Linked DNA regions of Homo sapiens: all the other regions are linked to region 1. A link is a contact called in ENCODE Hi-C or POLR2A ChIA-PET data. All regions are on one chromosome and are shown on one strand. Each heading gives the region's core, a stretch centred on a gene start or an enhancer-like site at or near the end of the contact. The rest is flanking DNA. Distances are from core to core; before and after follow the strand shown.

Region 1 (3,319 bases), core at 260-2,759:
CTGCAGAACTGTTTTTTCCTTCTATAACTCGTTTTTTGGATGGCTCTTCTACCCCTTCTAAAAAGAAGAAAAACATAGATATGTGACTAAGAATACCTCGTACAAAACGGGTGATGAGACAAATACACATTAAAATAAAGGCACAAAGTGAAAACATTTCAAGACTAATCGTTTCTTTAAAAAGTGTGGAGTCATTAATTTCTTAAAACAGTGTTGAATAACATCATGAATGTCTAATATTAAAAAAATAACAGCATCAGACAACAGTGGACACTTCAAAATCTAAAGCAGTCAAAGCAAACTATCAAATTCAAAGCCTAAAGACACAGATATATACTTTAGGTTTAACATTCCAACTTTATTACTTATTAATAACATAAAAATTCTGGCTTGTTAAAAAAATTAGTAACAATAATTCCTAATTATATCAAACTTATGCTCTAAACTCCTATGTATGTTCACATCTATGATCTGCTAACCATTGCTACTCGATATCCCTCTTTTCTTCACCTTGGCAACCAGTTCATCTCTTGTTGTATAGGTTGGAGCATCTGTCACTTTGATGCCTTCAGCCATACTAAGTATTTTATCCATAACTTTTTGAGGGTATCTGAAAAAGAAGGAAAAGTCATTTTTAAAAAGTGTTTTTTCTAAGGTCCTACTTGTGCAAAAAACAGGCCACAGGGACTGCATTTCCTGGCTGCAATCAAGAAAGTGAACCAACCGCCAAGAACTGTTTCCTGGAACCCCATAAACAAGTGCCCCAGGGTCTGGGAGGCAGGGCACCTCCTCACTAATCTTAAATCTCGCACCCGTCCCCAAGAGCGTTGTTCCCTAACACAAGCAACCCTACCAGCAGCTGCGCCCACACCACCGGGCACACAGACGTCCGGGAATCATGTCGGCTCCTCGCAGGGACGCCCTTCTCCCCCTTAGAGGGCAGCCGGGCCGGCGGATTCCCGCGCTTCACAACTTCCCCTCCCCGCCGAGGCCGGTCCCGCGGAGGGCGCCGGGCCCCGGTCTGCAGGTGGCACACAAAACGAGGCGTGCTGGTTAGGGACGCTGCCTCACTCACCGGCACCCGAGGAAGACGTGGTTCGCCCAGGCCATGGAAAAGGAGATGAGCTGCTGCAGCTGCCGGTTTCGGGTCCCGCTCTCGGCGTCGGCAGCTTCATCCGTGCTAGCGGAGGCAGCGCCGCCAGCGGGGGCCAGGTCCCCGGCGTTGCGAAGCAAAAAATCCCGGCGGTGGCGCCAGTGTTTGTCAGTCTCGCCGTCGCAGCGCAGCGCCTCCACCCAGGCTGCCACCCGCGGGTTCTGGCTCAGGTACTCCGACACCTCCTGCGCCATGTTGGGCCTGCAGGCCGCGAACACAGCTGCACCGGGAGACAGGCAGGACTAGCGGGGCGAGCGGCCCTGTCACTGCGGCCTGCACCCGCGGCCCTCCAGATAACGCCCCTCCGCAGGCCTAAAGACCAAACAACAGCGCCCAGAGCCGCCGAACCGCCCACTTCCGCCCACCGCCGGCTTCTTCCCTTTTATAACCTCGCCGCCGCCGCGCGCCCTCGCGTTCTTCCGGCGCGAGCCGGCGCTCCCAAGACGCTTTGCGGCGCCGGGGCCGCTGCGACGCTGCGTCCCCGTGAGGCCACGGAGGGCACCCCGGGGGTGAGGTGGGCGGGCGTCGGGCGTCTCCCGCCCCACGAGGGCGGACTGCAAGTCGAGCTGGCCTGGGACGACCGAGTCTCGGCGGAACCCCGGGCGTTCTGTCCTCGCTTTGTGACGCCGCGCGCTCCTGCCGTCCTCCTCCCCCGCCGGGTCAGCTGCGGCGCCGGGAGCAGAGGCGAGAGGGGCAGGGCCCGGGCAAGGGAGGCAGCCGGGCGCGGCGGCCAAAGTCCGCTAGGGGGGCGTCCCGGGGGACCTTGAGCCGCCCGCAGCCGCGGGGCCTGTGGTCTCCGCCCTGAGACGCCTGTGTGTGAGCGGGGCCAAAACAAACAAAAGCCGGCCTCCATGTTAGAGTGTTGGGAGCTGCGTCTCGCGCTGCTTTCAGTGTGCCCGAGCGAAGCGTTCCGAGGCCGTCGGGGTCTCCGCGCCTTCAGGAGGGCGGGAGTGCCAGTCCCCTTACATAGCAGCAGTAGACAGTAAGGTCACACGAGGACCTGGCTCCGTGTTGCCGTGAGGCTTGCAGCCTTCGAAGCTGGCCCTGGCCCCGCAGCGGTAGGGCTTGTTCCCGCAGTTTATTAGGTCTCTAGTTAATCCAGGCATTGCCTTCCTGTTCTGGTCAGTAGGAAAACAACACCCCGACAACGCTCTGTCTCTAGAATTTCCTAAAATCAACAGCTTTACCACCAACCGGCAGATGTCCGGAGGTGGAGTGGAAATGTACCTATTTATCTATAGGGCCCCAAACCTCTCTCCCTGTTAGAGCTGTTTTTTCCTTCTATATATTTTTTTCCACTTTACATTTCCCACAGTTACGTACTCTAACTGCTGGCTGGCTTATTGTTACGTTTCCCATTCCAGGTATACATGCACTGTAAGATAAATACGTTAAATGATATAAATTATGAAATTTTTCTTTCAATAAATGTAGACTTTGATGTAAAAATGCATGAATCAGAATAAGCAAGCAAAAAAAGGTCACTTTAGGTAAGATCAGATAAGGTTAACTGTGTAATTTATGTGCATGCTGGAACAAAATACAGCTATTGTATGAAAACAATATTGCCCATTTTCCTGCCATACCAAAAGAAACTACATAAAAACGGAGGCACAAAGAAATTTTGAAGCTTTGTGATTTTGCTTCTAGTTTGCTGTTCTTTCCTCCTTTTCACAGATAATTGCTGAAAATCTAGAGGGGGTGGACGGATTGCAGAAATCTGGCTATTTAAAAGGTGGAGAAATTACGATTTCTCCTTTCATGAATTCTTTGGCAAGGGGACCATGGCAAGTAAAAGAAGCTATGATCGCATACCTAGATTATATATGTGCATTTTAAATCAAGAATGTTCTCACGGCCAGGTGCAGTGGCTCACGCCTGTAATCCCAGCACCTTGGGAGGCCGAGGCGGACGAATCATGAGGTCAGGAGTTCGAGACCAGCCTGGCCAATGTAGTGAAACCCCATCTCTACTAAAAATACAAAAGTTAGCCAAGTGTGGTGGCACGTGCCTGTAGTCCCAGCTACTCTGTAGGCCGAGGCGGGAGAATCGCTTGAACTCAGGAGGCAGAGGTTGCAGTGAGCCGAGACCAAGCCATTGCACTCCAGCCTGGGTGACAGAGTGAGACTTCATCTCAAAAAATAATAATAATAATGTTCTCACTTT
Region 2 (3,319 bases), core at 244-2,743, 790 kb before region 1:
CTCTAACCTGGTAGGCTACCGGTGTCCACCACAACAACCTGACAGTTGGTAAAGGGACAAATTTGCTTAGACCAGCCTCACAACCACACACAGAAATCCCTCCTGGAAGTTCCAACACCTGAAATAGCAGCATGATTTCTAGGACACTGAAAGCGGGGGCTGGTATTTCTGTTTTCCTGTTCATATGGTGGTAGCTTGTGGCAACAGTATAAAAACATTTTACAATTCACTGGCTTTCAGCTTTGGAATTATGTAGTGTTTTATTTTTTCTGGGGTATTTGAATTCAAAATTTGCTTATACAGTGATTTTATTATAATTTTTGTGACACTATTTTAAGGAAATAACAGTGCATAAATGCAAGCACATTTAATTCTAGATATCAATGTTTTCATCTATAAACAGAGAAAAGTGAGAATGGCCCTACCTATTTGTATTGAGGTTCAAAAAAAATGAAAGAGCTTTGAAAACTATATACATGATTTCTCTAATGGAAAGATTTCCCTAATGGAAAGATTTCCTTATTTTTGCATATTGGAAACAATGCTTAGAATAAAAAAGACTTCCTTTTTTTTTTTTTCTTAAGATGGAGTCTTGCTCTGTCACCCAGGCTGGAATGCAGTGGCATGATCTCGGCTCACTGCAACCTCTGCCTCCTGGGTTCAAGCGGTTCTCCAGCCTCAGCCTCCCCAGTAGCTGGGACTACAGGTGCGTGCCACCACATCCAGCTAATTTTTTTCTTTTTAGTAGAAACCAGGTTTCACCATCTTGACCAGGCTGGTCTCAAACTCCTGACCTCAGGTGATCCACCCGCCTTGGCCTCCCAAAGTGCTGGGATTACAGGCATGAGCCACCATGCCCAGCTGGGACTTTTGTTTTTTAAAAGCAATTTATACTCGGAGGTGGAATTATTTTCTCTCACAAATGCCCAGGTTTGGGACCCACAGGATGGAAGGCAGGAGGGCTGAGCATTTGTGTATCTGGAAACCTCACCTCCTCCTGGGGGCTAAGGGCAGGGTTTAGTGATTTGCTGTGCCGAGCAGTGCGGTCTGTCTCCTCATCCAGGAGCTGCAGTGAAATGGCCCCACATTGCCCTCTCTGAGAAGGACTAGGGGACATTCTTTGCAATGAATGGGCCTATGTAGTCCCTCCAGTATCTGGGCGGGTAGAGTCCAGGGAGAGAAGGTGGAAGCTGACAACGGGCCCACATCTCTCAGATCCAGTGCTGCTTTCTGGGCTTTCTGGCTGGCCGGGGGCTGGCAGGGAGAGAGGGGCTCTGCGGTTTCGTGCCCAAACCCAGCATCTTCTGGGGACCTCACCCGTTCCTTCCCCGAATTGTGCTCCAGGTCTTAGTTACAGGAAGAAGCATTCAGCAGTCTGAGACTCTCTAAGTTCCTGCCCCCAGGAAACAGTGGTTACGGAAGCGGAGTTATTGCGTAGCTCCCTGGTCCTAGCCACGGTGCTGGAGGCTTGGCTTCCAGCCAAGCAAGAGTCCCACAGGGTTGAAGCCACCACAGAGAGGCTGCCCCGTGCGATCCAGAGATCATAGACTGGGTTGTTAGGGACTCTCTTTTCCTCCTTTCTTCCTTTGATCATACGTACTTGAAGCAACTCGTGAATTTGTTTCCCTTCTGAAGAATACATCTTCCAAGAGAATGTTCATTGTGTGTGTGTGTATGTGTGTGTGTGTGTGTGTGTGTGTGAGAGAGAGAGAGAGAGAGAGAGACAAAGAGAGTAAAGGGGTCTTGAAGGCTTGAGAACATTTTCATCAGACCCCTCAAATTTTCATGACAGTTTTAAGGCTAGCTTAATTCTTGTTCTTGTGTATACTATCTGCTTTTTATCTCTGGAAGCTTTTAAAATGTTCTTTGTGGCTTGCTGTCTTCAGTACTGAGGGGAGGGTTTCACTAGTCCTCCACTGGTTCTCCATCTATCATGCAATTCACAGAACAATTGATAGAACAAGCAGACTGCCCTTACAATCACCCCACTTCCCCCCAAATTCTAGGTGATCCCCCATCCCAGTGTGCCCGGGAGTGATGGCTTTCCTGGGACATGGGACTTTCAGTGCTATTACCAGGAAACTCTTAGGCAGATCAGAACAAGTTGGTCACCCCACCATACTACTTTTCTCCACTGGGCACCAGAGACCCTGATCCACTTAACAGATTCATTTATTCAACAAGTGCTTAGGGAGCCTTATTTTGTTCCAGGCTCTTGGAATACACAGTGAATAAAACAAAGATCTTTGCCCTCACTGAGCTAACATTAGAGCCAGAGGTAAGTGGACACAGACCATAAACAATAACCATAATAAAGAAGTCATCTATATAGTGTATTAAAAGGTGATAAACCTATTAAATATTACAAACCATAAAAAGCATTATAAGCTTTTCAGGATGTGCGGTTGCAACTTTAGATGGGATTAGACCTCATTGAGAAGATGACATGTAAACAAGGACTTGAAGAAAGTGAGGGAGCTATGTGGATGCGGGGGGAAGAGCATTCCCAGGTAGAGGAAATAGCCAGTGCAAAGGCCCAGAGGCAGAGAATATCTGGCTTGAGCTACTGTCAACAAGGAGGTTATTGCAAGTGGGACACACGCATGATTGAGATTAGTAGGAAAGGAGGTCAGTGTAATGGGAGGCAAGGTAGTATAGGGCTGGTTGACCACAATGAACACTCGGTTTTTTTTCTTTTCTTTTTTTTTTTAGACGGAGTCTCGCTCTGTCGCCCAGGCTGGAGTGCAGTGGCGCAATCTTGGCTCACTGCAACCTCTGACTCCTTGGTTCAAGCGATTCTCCTGCCTCAGCCTCCCGAGTAGCTGGGATTACAGGCATGCGCCACCAAGCCCAGCTGAAACACCCTGGTTTCCACCCTGAGTAGAATGTGAAGTTATTGGAAGGCTTCGAGCAGGGGAGTGACATGCATTGAGTTGAATGGTGTTTCCTGCCCCACCTCCAAAAAGATATATCCACACCCTAATTCCTGGAACCTGTAAATGTTACCTTCTTTGAGAAAAGGGTCTTTGCAGATGGAATGAACTTAAAGATCTTGAGATAAAGACATCATCTTAGATCATCTGGCAGGCAAAGTCCAGTGACAAGTGTCCTTATAAGAAGAGAAGGGCAGAGGGAGATTTGAGACAGACAGAGAGGAAACACGACACACAGAGGAGAAGGCACGGCAAAGATGGAGGCAGAGACTGGAGCAATGGGGCCACGAGCCAAGGAGTGCCAAGGATTGCTGGAAGTCACCACGAGATAGGAGAGAGGCATGGAAGGGATTCACCTTTAGAGCCTCCAGAAGTAATCAACCCTG
Region 3 (3,319 bases), core at 309-2,808, 540 kb before region 1:
TTTTTAACAGCCTCATCAATTTTACCTTGTATGCTTGATCAGAAGCATATAAGGACCTAATAGGCCATATACAGATGAAAACATACATGTTTGGATATTAGAAATTATGACTACATTTTTATTTATACATTCTCATCCCTTTTCTTCAAGTATTTGTTTTTTTTTTCTTTCTCCACATACTTAACCAAATACGGTCTTGATTTTCCCTTCTAGGGTATGATTTTCTCTCCTCGTTGATAAGCCACTAGCTTCTCATGCATGCCACAGACTGAGCCTAGGGCCCAGCACCAGCGCCTCCAAACAAAGCCACTCGCCTTTCATCAAACCTCTTTAAGTCTGGCTGTGTTGTTGGATATAAATCCACCCAAACCCATGTAATCCAGCCCATTCCTGTCGGGCGTGGTCTGATCACTGTAAGGTCAGACAGGGTGCCTAATAAGCACACGCACCTTAAGAATGCAATGATGGAAGCATATAACAAATGTATTACAAATTCATATCTAAACAGACATATCTGTAGTCCTGGCAGTGTAAGAGCCTTCTGGGAAGCCCTGGGTCACTGTACCACCTCCTGACAGTTAAAGACACAAGTTTCTTCTATGATCTATGAAAGGTTAAATATGTGGAGAAAGAAAAAAAATCCAAATACTCGAAGGGATGAGAATGTACAAATAAAAATGTAGTCATAATTTCTAATATCCAAGCATGCATGTTTTCATCTATATATGGGCCTAGTATGTCTGTACTTAGAAACTCACATCATCTTCACAAGGACTCTGAAAGTTAAGTACTGGTGTGAGCCCCACTTAAAGAGGGGAACTCTCTTCCTGAAGCTCACAGAGCTGGTGAACGGCAGAGATGGGATTTCAACCCAAGGCAGCTGGCTCTCGAGTCTGTTCTTTCAGCCACTGAAAGTCAATTTTACCTTTTACACGTTTATGTATGCTGTTCTACAGACTTCCTACATGAATCATCTTCAACAACCATTGCTGTTGAAAGTCTGTTCTTTCAACAACACGTGTTACCTCTTGATAATTAAAATAAAAAAGCCACTGTAAACAAAAAAATGTCAAAACCTATATGTCAATTTTTAAATTTAGATTGAACACAATCTGCTTACTTGGCACATGGACCAATGAGGTCAAGGTCACAAGTGGGGTCTCCCGTAGAAGTTGCTTCTGCTGGGGTCTATGACCCCTAACGACTGCCCCTGAGTAGACTTTTATTGAAGGACCATGGAAAAGAATATACACGGTCAGGCAAAACCACCACAAGCTCATCTTGCTGCCCTACCGAGAGTACGGTGGGTTTCATAATGGACACCATTGGCCTCCACTGAGAAACAAAGACAAGAACGGTCTGCTGATGCTTTAAATCTCGGCGTCTGATGGCAAGATGAGCTCAAGAATCACATGCAGCCATCATTAGCAGTCCTCCTCCTGGCCCCGTGCCTCTTACATCTTTGGATAACAGCTTCGGTGTTACAGTAAAGCTTTACGAACATCACACAGAGGACCGCAGAGGTGATTTGCTCAGTTGATGAAGTGTGGGCAGAGGCTGTGCTTGGCACTCGCCTGCGTCCTTGGCAGCAGATTAAATAGCAGCGTCACATAGGGACACGGGGAGGATCTTAATAAACGCTTGATGGCTAATGGTCTCGCATGCTCTTAGAGCTGCTCCACTTGAAAAAGCAGACAGCAATAAATACCATTAAATCAATTAAAAATATTTATCAGGTGCCTAACTGCAAAGTCCTATGGTCAGTTCAGGAATTTAAATTTTAATCTTTAAGGTTGTGTACATATGGAGTATACAAACCTTGGTGCACACTCTCTCATGGACAAATGACATGGTGTCTGCCCTCAAGAAGCTTCAAATGTACTTGAGGAGGTAAGATACTCACATATAAAAAGTGCAAAAATACAAGGCAGTGTATTTCAAAGGGGAGGAACAGGTAACCAGTGCCCCCAAGAATTTTGAAGAAAAGAACCGGGGTCGAAACAGTCAGCAATGGCTTCCACGGAAAGGCCAACTTGTTCTAGAATCTGGACAGGTGAAAGAAAAGAGAAAGCACAGCCCATATGTCATAACATAAGCTCCATGAGCAGGGATACTTTTTGCATGTTTTGTGTTTACAGGTATATCCCTGAAAGTGGCTAGCCAACAGCAGACCCTAAATCTATGCTGAAGGAAGGAGAGGACTGACCTGCAGGGAGGAAGCATGGACAAGGTGTGGAGGTGTGGATGGGAGGGAGGTGGGGATCATAAGGCAGGCAGGCCTGCCTGGGGCTGAGGGTTCATTACTGGGAAGTAGAGGAAGAGAAGGCAAGAGGGGTGGCCCAAGGTCAGATTCAGAACATGGCGCACGGTGGCTCATGCCTGTAATCCCAGCACTTTGGGAGGCAGGAATATCACTTGAGGGCAGGAGTTCAAGGCTGCAGTGAGCTATGATTGCACCACTGCACTTCAGCCTGGGAAAGAGAGCAAGATCCTTCTCTAAAAATTAATCAATTAAAAAAAATTTAAAGAACAGTCTTTAATGGATAGGAAAATGGCCCACTTTATATTTGCAATGAGTTTCACTCAGCATTTGCTAGATGGCCCTTAGTAAGTCTCCTCCCAAAGAAGCCTGACACCTCCATTCTCCAAAAACATTTATAAGCTCATGGCAACTCCCAGGAGGGAAGGGATGCTGACAATATGGTCAGACGCGGCTTCCCCCAGGGACTTCTTGGACTCCTATCACAACTCAGAAGTCTGCGGTGTCAAGATTCTCTTCCTTTTTCAAGACTGCACCAGTCGGGGAGAAAACAATCCTAGTCTGTGACAATATTCCACTAAACCTCCTTTCGACTCAAAACACACTTATAAAACACAGCACGTGAGATCCTAGCATGTGGCTGAGGTCACAGTAACGATGAATGAGTACCGCTCCTATATTCATTGTTCAACATCAGCATCTATGTCATTCAAGGCAAAGAGGGAAAGAGGACCAGGAGAGCAAAGAAAGATGGTTATTTCTGATATGAGAAAAGCGCCATCAAGGAAGCATGGAGGGAACTGAGAGGTGCTTCAGGAAGGAAGAGGCACTGAGGCAGCCACACAGGATGGGCGAGTAAAGGGGTGGGGAGAGGCAAGATGAGAGTGTCTTTCCAGGCAGCAAGGCAGTATGAACAGAGACGATGTGGTTAGACAGTCTAAGATGTTTTGGAGAATGGCTGGTGGTAGATTCAGCATGGCTGGGTTGGAGGGATCTATGAAGGAGATTGGTAGCAACAAGGCCAAAGAGTCAGTCAGGCTGGGATAAAGATAACATTAA

Evidence for each region. Hi-C counts contacts between places; a loop is a spot of excess contacts on that map. ChIA-PET counts read pairs that join two places held with the same protein, here RNA polymerase II (POLR2A). Pooled maps may share reads with other maps.
Region 2: a loop to region 1 is called in a pooled map, with 3 times the contacts of the local background. The contact joins the enhancer-like site here to the promoter of CDKN2AIP in region 1. A Hi-C loop is called at or near these places in 1 of 168 maps with a recorded cell type or tissue (naive thymus-derived CD4-positive, alpha-beta T cell), 1 of 37 single-sample maps with no recorded cell type and 8 of 50 pooled maps. POLR2A ChIA-PET finds 5 or more read pairs at or near these places in 1 of 52 experiments (MCF 10A).
Region 3: a map of esophagus muscularis mucosa shows a loop between it and region 1 (3-fold over the local background). The contact joins the enhancer-like site here to the promoter of CDKN2AIP in region 1. A Hi-C loop is called at or near these places in 1 of 168 maps with a recorded cell type or tissue (esophagus muscularis mucosa) and 6 of 50 pooled maps.

The regions. Positions count from the first base shown.
Region 1 is chr4:183,442,826-183,446,144 of GRCh38, reverse strand. It overlaps CDKN2AIP (CDKN2A interacting protein), which reads right to left and starts at 1,509. Exons shown (of 3, transcript NM_017632.4): 1 at 1,076-1,509; 2 at 480-610; 3 at 1-57. The coding sequence starts at 1,347. RefSeq lists an enhancer at 1,055-1,204 and a silencer at 1,485-2,034.
Region 2 is chr4:184,228,390-184,231,708 of GRCh38, reverse strand. No RefSeq gene overlaps it. Among named protein-coding and RNA genes, the nearest start is that of ENPP6, 12 kb to the right of the region's middle. Within about 2 kb of position 1,493, at least 3 of the 41 ENCODE cell types and tissues checked have a DNase peak (open chromatin) inside an H3K27ac peak, as active enhancers do.
Region 3 is chr4:183,982,982-183,986,300 of GRCh38, reverse strand. All of the region lies in intron 1 of STOX2 (storkhead box 2), which reads right to left. Among named protein-coding and RNA genes, the nearest start is that of STOX2, 79 kb to the right of the region's middle. Within about 2 kb of position 1,558, at least 2 of the 41 ENCODE cell types and tissues checked have a DNase peak (open chromatin) inside an H3K27ac peak, as active enhancers do.